2 separate regions of the Homo sapiens genome follow, and region 2 is linked to region 1. The links are chromatin contacts, found by Hi-C or POLR2A ChIA-PET in ENCODE. All regions are on one chromosome and are shown on one strand. The core of a region is the stretch at or near the end of the contact, and the rest is flanking DNA. Distances in the headings are between cores, read along the strand shown. Region 1 overlaps TARID (TCF21 antisense RNA inducing promoter demethylation). Region 2 overlaps TARID (TCF21 antisense RNA inducing promoter demethylation).

Region 1 (7,204 bases), core at 1,219-3,718:
AAAGTGCATTTAAAGTTGAAATATAATAAATTAAAAATAATATGTGGAATTTAAAAAACTATCCTTTTGTAACCCAGAACTAATTGATCCAGGCATATGGCATCAATAGTAGCTAAAAATACCTCCCAAAAAAAGATAACCAGACATTATTTGCTTCCTGATGAAATAACACTTCGTATATCTTGCAAAAAAAAAAGGTTTCATTTAAGTCAGATCAAAACTTTGAATTCAAGCCAGCCACAGTGGCTCACAGCTGTAATCCCAGCACTTTGGGAGGCTGAGGTGGAAGCATAACGCTTGAGTCCCAGAGTTCAGACCAGCATGGGCAACATGATGAGACCCTATCTCTACAAAAAAAAAAAAAATTAAAAATTAGCCAGGCATGTTAGTGTGTGCCTGTAGTCCCAGCTACTCAGGAAGCTAAGCTGGAAGGATCCCTTGAGGCCAGGAGTTTGAGAGTTTGAGGCCGCCATAAGCCCTGATCACACCACTGCACTCCAGCCTGGGCAACAGAGGAAGACTCTATCTCAAAAAAAAAAAAAAAAAAAAAAAAAAAGACTAAATTCATCTGCCAGTTTGCAGAAAATACAGAGAACAGAGAAACATGTTGAACAGCACCATGAATATGCACTCAGCAGGTCCAGATGGTAGAAACTACAGGGCACATGGCCCAGATTCCTCAACAAATAAACTGTAAAGAAAATGATAGAAGAGGATTTTGTATTATGAAGAACCCAAAATTCATTACATTTTAAAAAGGCTAGACTAAAAAATACATTAAATATCTTCCTTCTTTTTCAATGGTCCAGCATCCAAATCCCTGTGTAATGTTTGAGGACTTTGCATCATGAGTCAGATATTCTATTTACCAATCTCCTTTGGGAATAGGGATGGGAACATGACCTAGATGCAGCTGGTCAGATGACTCCACCAAAATCACCTAGACTTTCTACCCTGTCATCAAGTGTCAAGAGAGGTCTGCACACTGGGAATAACCACCAGCTTCTCCAAAAATCTTAACTCTATTAACATATTAAGACAGACCCTAAAAACCCAAAATAAGCAGACATCTCTTCCAATAAGTGCACTGAGTCTGAGGCCACTCTCTCCCTGGGCCTTTGCCACCATTTTCAGGGGCCAGAAAGGACCTGCAAATTAAGCCTAAGACAAAGCTACCCCAAATTTATTTTCCTCTAGTCCACACTCTCTGCCTTGAATCCATCCAGGAATACTCTCATTTAGCCCTTTTTCTCTGTTTATATCAATTAGCAAAAAAAGCCCCATGCTCCCAGTTAACCCCCTTATCTCTTTATTCCCCATAAGGCTTAGCACATCCCTCATTCTTACCTCCCTCCCACCCTCCCCAATCCCAGAAATCATTTCCTTGTGCCTTCTGAAATGGTCCACATGCCATATTGTATGTTTTGCAATGGGCACAACAAGTTCTCTCATTCCTATGCTTCTGCAAATCTTTGCTTGAATGTCAGCCTTTTCATGATACCTTCCTGACCACACCATTTAAAAACTGCACATGTAAGCCCCTCTACACCCACCCTTCTTATCTCCTGTAATGGTTAATTTTATGTGTCAACCTGACTGTTTTTCTGAAGAACCCTAACACATTCCACTTACTCTGCTCTCCTTTTTTCTAAAACATTTATCACTTACAATCATCTTACCTAACTTACTTCTTTATGGTATCCATTGGTATGGTCTGTCTCCCAATAACTCACTCTCCCCGACCCTAACCTAGAGTATAAGTTTCAAGAGGGTGGAGGCATTTGTTTATTTCCTTCAGAGATATTTCTCGAGTACCTAGAATGGGGTCAGGCACAGTCAGTTTCCTGGGACTGATTATGCAGCCACCTCAATGATCTTGTAAGTGAGACAAAATCCTTTTGAATAATTATATTTCTGTTTAAGTCAGCCAGTGAGGATTTCTGTTTCTTTGCTAACAACTAAGAACACCCAAGTATTGGTCTTTCGAAAATGGATGAGGAAATTTCTGAAATATTCATAGGTTCAGAAAAATATCACTAAAACTGAAAGAGAAAATAGTACAAGAGGAGGTGGTCCATCTAATTAACAATCAACATATGATGCTGATGAGACAACTGATCAAGAAAACTCAGAGTGGAGAAAGTTACAACATGTGGATTTAAATGTCCTTTACATTTGATCCAACATCACCTAGGCAGCCTATTACTTTACTTCCCTTTTTAGAACTGGCCAGGAAGACACAGCAGAGAAAAGACCTCTCATAAAAGGCCATGCCTGGGAAAGCCCCAGCATGGATCCATATGGTTTGTGAGTCTTTTTCCCTGTGACATTTTTATGAAGGTTATGTATATGTCCCGTTCATCTTCATTCTCCCGGTGCTAATTGCTGTCTATTGGACCCTGCTACTGTGTACAGAGACCACATGCTTCCCCTGACACTGCCCCGGCTGTGGTGTGCCACATGGCCCTGCTGTCCTCAGATAAGAACCTGCTGCTGTCTGACCACAACAGCTGGAAATGTTCTGCCTTGAAGAGCTTATCGTGTGGACACTCAAGTTGAGCTATGACAGTCGACAAGCACACAAAATGAGTGGATTCTCTGGGGGCAGCGTATGGCAACTGAAAGCTTCCCATGTCCTGTTGGACATGAGCTTCATGTTTGGAGTTGATAATGAGGTTTTGCCTGGACACTTCCTGTGAAGAAAGCATTGTGTTGAAGGCAGCAAAAAGTTCAAGAGAGACATGACCGCAATTTCTCTAACAATCGGACTTTCTCTGAGCCTCTCAGTTATTTATTTCTCCTTGTTGAGGACTAGAAAGAAATGAAAGAAGATAACCCTTAACATCTTCCTTTCTCCTCTATGTCCTTAATATGATATTTGATATATACAAAAGAATATGTGTGACCTCTTTATGAGTCATAAAGTGTCCACAATCCAAGAATTACTACATCGCCAAAAATTAGCCTCCACTGGGTATTCTTTCCTAGCCCTCCCTCTCTGCCTCCCCCAACCCAGGATGACCAGGATCCAAAGTCTTATGTTTTTAATTTCCTTGCTTTCAAAAATGATTCTATCACATATGCCTATATCTTAACAAGATAGTGTTTAGTTTCTGAGTGTTCTAAAAGTGGTATCATACTATCTATAGTATTCGGGACTTGCCTTTTCATCACTTAACATTTTGTTCTAAGTTTTATGCATGCTGCTCTGTGGTCATTCACTTTCACTGTTGTGTACTAGGACTTTGTATGACTAGACCAGGTTTATTTATTTGTATCCCTGTTGGCATTTGGGTACTTTCTCACTTTTTAGAAGTCTGAACAGAGTTGCCGTATTATTCTGTTTTCACAGTGCTATAAAGACATACCAGAGAGGGTAATTTATAAAGAAAAGAGGTTTAATTGACTCGCAGTTCTGCATGGCTGGGGAGGCCCCAGGAAACTTACAATCATGGCAGAAGGGGAAGAGGCACCTCTTACATGGCAACAGGTGAGAGAGAGAAGTGCATGAAGGAGGAAAAGCCCCACACTTATCAAACAAACAGATCTCATGAGAACTCACTCACTATCATGAGAACATCATGGGGGCAACTGCCCCCAGGATCCAATCACCTCCCACCAGGTTTCGCCCACAACTCATGGGGATTATGGGGATTACAATTCAAGATGAGATTTGGGTGGGGACACAGAGCCTAACCATATTAGTTGCTCTAAACATTCTTGTCTTTGGCTCCTGGTGCACTTGGGCTACTCTATGTCCACCTAAGAATGGATTTACTGGTTATTTGCATGTTTTGCTTTACAAGATAGCACCAAATTGCTTTTCCAAAGCAATTATTCTACTTTACCAGCCATGTATGAGGTCCCAATGATCCACGTTCTCTCAATATTTGGTATATGTGATTACTCAGAAGATTTGTTTAGTGAGAGGGAAGAAATTTTCTCTAATGTGAGCGAATGAACTAGCTAATGCCACTCAGGTTGAGAAAGCTGCTACCAGCTACCAGGCTTGCACTTTGAGATGCATGACTCCTTTTTGTTTTAATATGTATTTTTTAAAATTTATTTATTTTAGAGACAGGGTCTCACTCTGTTGCTCACACTGGAGTGGAGTGGGGCAATCACGACTCACTACAGCCTCGACCTCCTAGGCTCAAGTGATCCTCCTGCCTCAGTCTCCCAAGTAGCTGGGACTACAGGCGTGTGCCACCACACCCAGCTAATTTTTTTTGTTTGTTTGTTTTTGAGATGGAGTCTCGCTCTGTCGCCCAGGCTGGACTGCAGCGGCGCATCTCTGCTCACTGCAAGCTCCACCTCCCGGGTTCACGCCATTCTCCTGCCTCAGCCTCCCGAGTAGCTGGGACTACAGGCGCCCGCCACCACACCGGGCTAATTTTTTGTATTTTTTTTAGTAGAGACAGGGTTTCACTGTGTTAGCCAGAATGGTCTCGATCTCCTGACCTTGTGATCTACCCGCCTCGGCCTCCCAAAGTGCTGGGATTACAGGCGTGAGCCACCACACCCAGCCCACACCCAGATAATTTTTTACTTTTTGTGGAGATGTGGGTCTCCCTATGTTGCTTGGGCTGGTCTCAAATTCCTGGCCTCAAGCGATCTTCCCACCTCAGCCCCTCAAGGTGCTGGGATTATAGGCATGAGCTACCTACCATACCTGGTCTTAAGATGTATTATTTACACTTGTCAATGCAGCGGTTCCTTAGGTGTGGGACATGCCAGAAAGTAACACGTGAATGATTCAGTTGGAGAGAAAACACAGATATACTTATTTTATGGACCATTCTAGAACTCCCCATCTTGGAAGAAAGAAAATTTTAGGGCTCCCTGACCCTTGCACTGATGATAGAAAAAACGTAAAGCAGGTGATGTGTTTTCTAGATATCTTCACTGCTCTGATGCTGATGATAGCTCTGTGCTGATGTCCCTAAGCTTATTCCATCATTCAGAACACTCAGATTTGCTTTTTTCAGGAAGGAGTGTGTGTGTGTGTGTGTGTGTGTGTGTGTGTGTGTGTGTAGATTTGAGAATACAGCCTTCAGTTTTCTCCTTTTACTGGCATTAAAGTATGTGTGTTATCCTCAGAAGCAAGGCATCAACTCAATAATGCCCTGGTCTGCTCTGTACTAGTGAGAGGCTAGCATCCTGGTCTAGGTTACATGTAGGAATTTTGTATAGTGAAAATTTCAAGTTAGGCAGGAAAGAGGACAAGGCAGAAAGGCAACTGGAAAGGCCATAACACCAGTTAGTAAGTAGCCAGTTAGTTGACTCACACTTGAGGCTAAATCAAATCTCATTTTGAGAAAATTTAGGCAGACTCAGATTTGCTGATTCACTTACATGCATTTAATTTAAAGTCTGAACTTTTTCTTTCAAATATCAAACATTCCTATATTTGGAAAATCCACATTTAGAGCTGCAATTTCTAGTAACCAACTGGCTGATTCATATTACACAAACACAAATTTTAATGTTTAGTGAGTTTTCTGCCTCTAAAGTTTTTCAAAAGTCCTGGAAAATACATGATATATTCAAGGTCACAATTTGCTCTTGGGATTTCTGAAAATATCTTTGCTGATTTATGGCACAGTAGCCCTTCTCAAGCAGAAGAGATCTTGCTCATTGGGTATGCACACTTGGATAAAGATGTCCTTTTGTAAAAATGGAAATATTTTTCTGTTGAAAAAGTAGTGTAGAAAAGAAGGAAACAATGGAATTGACAAGCTAAAGAAGATTGTGAATTGTGAAAATTAAATGCTATGGCCAAAAGATACTTCCTCTCTTGTTCCTTGTCATGAGAAGTATGTACTTGTGTAATAAATAAGCTATTTGCCATGCTTTTTATTCTTTGACTTTTAAATTCACTAAATGTTTTCCAAATTAAGCAAAGGAAATTGGAAGATAAATTTATGACTACAGTTTCTGGGGAATAAACTTGAGGCCAGTTGGATATGACTTGAGTGAAGTAACGGTGGTGCAATAGAGCAGTGAAATCAGAACAGTCTAACTAGCCAATAAGGATGAATCATAATGCAATATAATCCTAGGTTTGGAGGGATTTTAAAGGCCATCTAGCCCAGCAGCATGATTTATACTATAGAATATTTTAGCTCAGCAATAGAAAACCAAAATTGTGAAGTTTTTTGTTTTTTAGAACCAATCCAAATTGTTCTGGCAAAATCAGACGTGTATTCTAAGCTCAAATTCCAATATATTAGTTTTTTGATCTATAATCTGTGGATGCACCACAAAGGGAATCAAGGGGCCCTTTGAAGTGGAATGCAAAATTTTGTGGGATTGTGTGCATTTACGCTTTTGTCTGATACAGTAAATATTGATCAATATCACACAAATAAACAAAAGGTCTTTGGAATCCTCAGTATTATAAAAATGTTTAAAAGAGTCCTGAGATCAAAGAGTTTGAGAACTATTGTTTTATACATTACTGTTATTTTTCATTTCCTCCACAAAATAAATTCTAGTACAGTCACATGCCACATAACATTTCCGTTCATGACAGACCACATATACAACAGTGGTCTCATAAGATTTTTTATACCATACTTTAACTGGGTGGAGTTTAGCTGCACCTACTGCAATTTTCTCAGAATAATATGGAGATTGTTGATACAACTTAGTCAGAGAATTGGAATGAAATGAACATCCAGAAGGCCTGTAGTGACAGTGGTGGAAGCAGTTGTTACACAGACAGCTTGCCAGGTGACCCTAGCTGGCTCTAAATGAACATGCTTTGGAAAAGAAAAAAAATGGAAAAGTAGAATGGCAGGAGAAAAAACATGAAACACAGGAGACACCAATCTCTCGAGGCAAGGGTATTCTCGATGTTTCTCATTGCCACTGCTTTTCAAAACAAAGCACTAAAGGAAGACTGCTATGGCTAGAATGTTTGCCCCCTCCTAAACTCATGCTGGAATTTAATTCTCACTGTAGCAATATTAAGGAGGGCCTTTACGAGACGATTAGGTCATGAGAGCCCTGCCCTCATGAGTGGATTAAGACTGTGATTGTGGGAGTGGGCTCCTGATAAAAGGATAAGCTCATCCCCCATTTGCTGTCTGTCTTGTGTGCTCACTTGCCCTTCTGCCATGTTATGATGCAGCAAGAAGGCCCTCACTAGATGTAGATCCTCGATCTTGGACTTCTCAGCCTGTAGAACCTTAAACCAAAT
Region 2 (6,683 bases), core at 1,208-3,707, 40 kb after region 1:
ATCTACCTCATAGGTTAGTTGCAAGGATTAGATGGATTGATAGATGTGAAAATGCTTGGAACAGCTCCTGGCTCTAAATGAGAGGTACATAAGTTACTGATTGTAGCTACTATTATTATTGAAAATTGGTTGCTAAGTTTAACACCTCTAAACCTGCCCAACCTGAGAAATCGACCTTGGTAGTATACAGTGAATGAGGAACACATGACCAGCACTGCGTGTTGAGCACTTCCCTTGCTGTGGGAAACCAGCCGAGAAGAGGCCTCTCATTTCTATGCCTAATAAAGTGTTATCTTAATGTATACTTGAGCAAAAATCACTTTTATTAGACTATTTTGTTTAATTTGTCTGATTAAGAGTGTTAAGACTCAATCAGTAGGCATTAAAATGTTTAGATCTTAGGTGTTATATGTTATGAAATATCCAAATGATAAGTAAGAGAAGTAGGAAGAAGGGAAAGAAAGAAGTACAGTATCCCTGATGTTTTCCCATGAACATTTGCAGGAGTCTTTCATTCCACTTCATAAGTATGGTTAACTTATATGCTTGCTCTGTAAACAAAACAAAATATTGATTTTTGCCTTTTCTAAAGAACTTTTCTTCCCTGTGAAGACATCATTAGAAAAGCAGCTTAAGGGTATCTGTCAAGGTTTTAAGGATTTCAAAATCACCTTTTTAAAAGATATGATGTTTTGTGCTTTTAGGTTGGGGCTCTCCCAGCTCTCTCATGTGAAGGCCATTTTCCAGGTTCTTCCTGAAATCTTTCTGGATTGATGCTTTTGGAAGCAGGTGAGGATATGTGAGCATGAGCAGGTGAGAGGGTGGGGGTGTGCACTGACTCCACGTCTACTACATTAGTCTGTTCTCACACTGCTATAAAGATACTACCTGACACTGGGTAATTTATAAAGGAAAGAAATTTAATTGACTCACAGTTCCACATGACTAGGAAGGCCTCAGGAAACTTACGATCATGGCGGAAGGCAAAAGGGAAGAAAGGCACCTCTTACATTAGCGCAGGAGAGAGAGAGCGCACAGGGGAAACTGCCACTTTTAAACCATCAAATCTTGTGAAAACTCCCTTGATATCATGAGAGCAGCATGGGGGAAACCTCGCCCATGATCCAGTCATCTCCCACCAGGTCCCTTTCTCAACAAGTGGTGATTACAATTCGAGATAAGATTTGGGTGTGGACACAGAGCCAAGCCTATCATATACCAACAGCACACGGTGCTTTTCCTGTAAGATATGATCCCTGTGTCCAGCTCAGTCCAAAGTAGCAGAGCCTAATCAAGGATGCAATTACAATGAAAACAGCAATAATAACAAACTAACTGCTAGAGTACACCAAAAGTCAAAACTCAACATGAATTTTGTGCTATGATCATTAAGGAAAATGCCTTCCTTTCAGTTGCTTCTGCACACAAGGCAGGCTCCACGTATGGGCAGCAATCCACGCTGTCCAATTTAGTGGCCCAAGAAAGCCCCTGTCCCTAACATGCTTCTCCCTGAACTCTCCCTAATATCTGAAGCATAACATTTGCCAGTCACCCATTCCTCTGGATTAGCATCACCATCTTTGTCACTTTTTCCGTTACTTTCCTTTAGCATAAGAAGTTAAGGGTTTCTATAAAACTGAGGACCTAGAGGTGAGAAGAACACAGGTGAAGAAACATCTGTCTGAACTGGGTGTTGGAAGAACTAAACTCTATGTCATATGAATATTTGGACTGATTCTTGCCACCAAATTCTTGAGTAACTCCAAAAAAAATCTGTGACCAGTTCACAATGACACTGAGAGTCAGACGCAGCTGTTCACAATTTATACAAAATAAAACCACAGGAGAATTTTCTTGCATAATTTTCCAATCTATTTTTGAAAGTTTTTAAAATAAATTCTACCATTATTTCCCCAAACCAATGAATACAGGCAAAGCATGTAAGGGAATTTAATCACCTAGCGAAAGTCTTTTCTCATACACTTATTATTCAATAATTTGGACCAGAAAATGCAAAGAAATCACATCCTGCTCATTCCCAGGTCCTCTGAGGCTAAGAGGGGCTGAGGGTGACACTATAACCTGACAGGAGTCAATGACTTTGGGTGTAAAAAAAAAAAAGTGCTTCAGTGAAAAATTTCCATCCTTTTTATGAGAAAGGCCTAGGCTAGTGAGCTTTGGCTTTGGATATAGAGGTTGTCTGAGTGACAGTCATTTTTGGAGAACAGAATGAAAACCACACCCCAGCTGTGGTAGTGGCAGGAAAAAAGATATCTTCCCAAGAGAGTTCATTGCTTGTCCATTAGAAGGCTTCAGCCAGAAATCCCACAGTGGAGAAATCTAAACAAGTGTTATACAATAGCTAGGCTCCCCCTGCAGCAACTCCTAATGTGGGCAGAGACAGCCTAATTACCACCCAAGCTGTTCCTATGCTGACTACAAGGTGACACGGAGAGAGCAAAGGGAAGGGGAGGGAGAGACATGTAACACGATCTATTATTTTGCAATTAACAGGAGGCTCACTCCCGTCTGTCCACTGTCAACATCTACGCATGAGTGAACACACACACACACACACACACAGCCGAATCTCCAGAAACCCTAAGTCAGTTTCTCCCCTGCCTCTCACCCTCAGAGGGGCTAGGTCACCTTCTTCTCCTGCATCAAAACCTGGTTCCAAGACCCCAAGGACCAGGGCACCAGGCTCTTTTTTCACCCAAGAGAAATTCAGCTGAGATTTCATTTATGTCGATTTATTTTCCATCATTGCTTCATGATGCCTGTTACATGGTGTAGATTTCATTGTGCCTAATACAATGTAAACTCTATGTAAATAGTTGTTATGTTGTTAATTATCTAATTATATAATACTTTAATATTTTAATCATTTGCAAATGCTGACTTTTTCTCTCAGGTGAGAGAAGAACCTGGCCCGCTGGTCCTTGGGGTCTTGGAACCAGGTTTTGATGCAGAAGAAGAAGGTGACCTAGCTGTGCTGAGGGTGAGAGGCAGGGGAGAAACCTACTTAGGGTTTCTGGAGATTCAGCTGTGTGTGTGTGTGCGCACACACACACACATACACATGCGCACTTCTGTGCACATATTTTCAAATGCAAAGGATTAGAAAATTCAAGTATTATATAACTATATTCAGCTTTAATTACAACTACTAATTGGTCGAGCCTCCTAGAAAAACACTGCTTGGCACCAATTCTACTTCACCAGAAAGCAATGCTTATTATCTTATCCATACCAGCTAATTAAGTAAAAACACACTGCTAAAAATCTCAAACAGGCTGGGTGCGGTGGCTCACACCTGTAATGTCAGCACTTTGAGAGGCCAAGGCTGGCGGATCACGAGGTCAGGAGATTGAGACCATCCTGGCTAATACGGTGAAACCCCATCTCTACTGAAAATACAAAAAATTAGCCGGGCGTGGTGGCATGTTCCTGTAGTCCCAGCTACTCGGGAGGCTGAGGCAGGAGAATCGCTTGAACCCGGGAGGCGGAGCTTGCAGTGAGCCGACGTCGCGTCACTGCGCTCCAGCATGGGCACAGAGCGAGACTCTTGTCAAAAAAAAAAAAAAAAAAAAAAAAAAGACGTCAAACAGATTAGAATTGCTTAGATATTTGAAATTGTAACGAAAGTGTAAAAAATAAAGAGATTGACAAATATTGTAAAAGAAAATACAAAGTATCATTATTTGCACCTCTCTATCAAACCGCTCCCCCAAAAAAACTACTAGAACAAAGAAATTTCAGAAAGGTGGCTGATTGTGAGCTAAATATACCAAGAAAAAAACATTAGTGCTCTTGTATACCTATGGATGTAATTGAAATATATACACTTTCAGCCTTCTGCATCTGAGGGTTTAGCATCCATGGGTTCAACCAACTAGGGACACAAAATATTCCAAAAAAATCACATGCCCACACAAAAAATAATACAGCAATAAAAGATAATTACATAAATAAAAACATAACTATTTATATAGAGTTTATACTGTATTATGTATTATAAGTAATCTAGAGATGATTTAAAGTGTACAGGAGGATGTGCATTAAGTTATAAACAAATATAAAGAACTTCAGTATCCACAGATTTTGGTATCTGCAGGAGTTCTGGAACAAATCCCCCATGGATACTGACGGACAACTTTGTCCCTCAGTACGCACACACACACACATATATGTACATATATATGTTAGTAGAAGTATATACATGTATACACACACATACATACCCATATATGTACATATATGTTAGTAGAAGATTCCACTAGAAATAACAAAACATATATAAATTACTTGTATTAATTTTTTAATATGAAGGAACTATATTAAGAAAATGATATGTCAAAGAATTGAATAAATGAAACAATATCCTATGTTACTAATTATAAACATTATATTAAAGATATTTATTCTCCTGTAATTAATTTTTGAATTTAACTTAACCCCAGACCTCCAAATGCAGTGGTGCAGGGGTCCTTCAGGAGATGCCAGGTCTCATCTGATAGCTCTAAACACCCACCCGGCCCCAGAGTTGAAGAAGATGGAGGAGAACCTGGCAGGACCAACCAGGTGGAGTAGCAGGTGGTTGACAACATGCCTAAGCTGCAACAGCGCCTGCTGACCCTGAGCCAAACTTTTGAGCATACAGGCAAATATCCCTCCTTTACTTTCATCTTCCAAATCTCACACAAAATGTCTCTTCTGGCTCAGGCAAACTTGGAACTATGCAGGGGATGGAATTCTGTTAAATGTACTTGCAAGGAGCTAAGTTGACACAGTGAAAAATCACCACAATCATAAAGGTAAAAATTTTTCAAAAATATCAATGTATAGAGCTGGGAGTGTATAGAATAATTTTTCATATGTGGCACTAAAGGCAAAAGATAGAAAGGAAAGACTGACAGATTTGACTTCATAAAAGTTATTTTTTAAATCTGTTAACAAAAAAAGTAAGCAAACAAGAAAAACATTGAGGGTAATATTTTCAATACAGCGATAGGCAAGTAGTCTGTTTAATTTTTTTTTTTTTTTTTTTTTTTTTTTTTTTTGAGATGGAGTCTTGCTCTTTCCCCCAGGCTGGAGTGCAATGGCGTGATCTCAGCTCACTGCAAGCTCTGCCTCCTGGGTTCACGCCATTCTCCTGCTTCGGTCTCCAGAGTAGCTGGGACTACAGGCTCCTGCCACCATGCCCGGCTAATTTCTTTGTATTTTTTAGTAGAAACGGGGTTTCACTGTGTTAGCCAGGATGGTCTTAATCTCCTGAGCTCGTGATCTGCCCGCCTCAGCCTCACAAAGTAGTCTGTTTAATATTTTTAAAGTTTTCCAAATCAATAAGAGACAGATGAGCATCTGTTATTTTATTTTATTTATTTTTTAAGAGATGGGGCCTCACTTTGTTCCACAGGTTGCAGTGCAGTGGCATGATCATAGCTCACTATAGCCTCAAACTTCTGGCCTCAAGGGATCCTCTTGCTTCAGTTCCCCAGTAGCTAGGACTAAATTTAAAATAAATTTTTAAATTATTTTCAGAGACTGAGATCTTACCATCTAGCCCAGGCTAGTCTGCAACTCCCGGGCTCAAGCAATCCTCATTCTCCCAATGTGCTGGGATGACAGACCTGAGCCTCTGTGTCTGGCCTTATATTTTATATATATAAAGGGTAAGGACTGTTAATTCACAAAAGAAGAATAAAAAAGAAGTAAAATGGCCAAAACACACTTTTAAGTATAAAATCCCACTGGAAATCAAGTAAAAGCAAATGGTTTCCCCCAACACATTGGCAAAGGTGTGAAAATAAATATATATTCAATTTGAAGAGGACATTGGAAAAATCAATACTTCAATGTATTCATACATTTTGACCCAGATTTTTAAAATTCTATTAATTTATCCAGAGAAAAACAATAATGGAATGCCTATCACATATGCCTAAGAAAAAAAGGTGCCTAATAAATATTTTTGAATAGATGTATAAAAATACTTTTGCAATAAGAATGTTTATAATAGCAAAAACTGGAAAAAACTGAAATGTCCCAGGATAAGGCATTAAATAAACTGTTATCTCCATACAGTGAAATACTGGGTAGCCATTGGAAATTTTCGATTAAAGGTGTGGAACTACATAGTCTATATATAAATAAATAATAAACCATTTAAAAACAATTTATATGATTTCATTTTTTTCAAGTGTTATGTATCTACACATACATACTCACTCTCCTACAATAAATAAAAGTAATGGAAGGATTTTTGCCAAAGTATTCATAGAAGTACTGTCGTTTTTATTTTCATTAAATATGCATTACTAACCTAGTACAAAGAAGCAATAAATGTTATTTTTAAGTACTGGTAAAAGTGTTGAATATTTGATAAAACTTTCTTTCCTCCTCCTTCCTTCCCTGAAATGTCTGTACACTTAGTCAGTGTGTGAAGTGTGAAAATGTTGAAAAGAGAATGACGAATTTAGCTGGAATCGATGGAGGAACCCTTCCTGTAAGAGGAGTCATTTGAGGTAAGTCTTAAAGGATGAGTACATTTTGAATGCAAGGGTAGGGGAAGGCAGGAAACCCCAGAGTGTGTGGGAGAAGAAGAGATGAATTCAGTTTGAGAGGCAGGTATTGAATTGTGTGTTAGACATGAAGCTGAAAGGTAGCTGGGGTTGAAACCA

Evidence for each region. A loop is a pair of places that touch in the nucleus more often than their neighbours do. ChIA-PET counts read pairs that join two places held with the same protein, here RNA polymerase II (POLR2A). Pooled maps may share reads with other maps.
Region 2: a map of MCF 10A shows a loop between it and region 1 (5-fold over the local background). The contact joins two enhancer-like sites. A Hi-C loop is called at or near these places in 8 of 168 maps with a recorded cell type or tissue (K562, MCF 10A, ascending aorta and 5 more), 2 of 37 single-sample maps with no recorded cell type and 4 of 50 pooled maps. POLR2A ChIA-PET finds 5 or more read pairs at or near these places in 3 of 52 experiments (MCF 10A, PC-3 and PC-9).

The regions. Positions count from the first base shown.
Region 1 is chr6:133,699,288-133,706,491 of GRCh38, forward strand. All of the region lies in intron 4 of TARID (TCF21 antisense RNA inducing promoter demethylation), which reads right to left. Among named protein-coding and RNA genes, the nearest start is that of LINC01312, 120 kb to the right of the region's middle. RefSeq lists an enhancer at 2,403-2,547 and a cis regulatory region at 2,467-2,484. Within about 2 kb of position 2,469, at least 2 of the 41 ENCODE cell types and tissues checked have a DNase peak (open chromatin) inside an H3K27ac peak, as active enhancers do.
Region 2 is chr6:133,739,219-133,745,901 of GRCh38, forward strand. All of the region lies in intron 4 of TARID (TCF21 antisense RNA inducing promoter demethylation), which reads right to left. Among named protein-coding and RNA genes, the nearest start is that of LINC01312, 79 kb to the right of the region's middle. Within about 2 kb of position 2,458, at least 3 of the 41 ENCODE cell types and tissues checked have a DNase peak (open chromatin) inside an H3K27ac peak, as active enhancers do.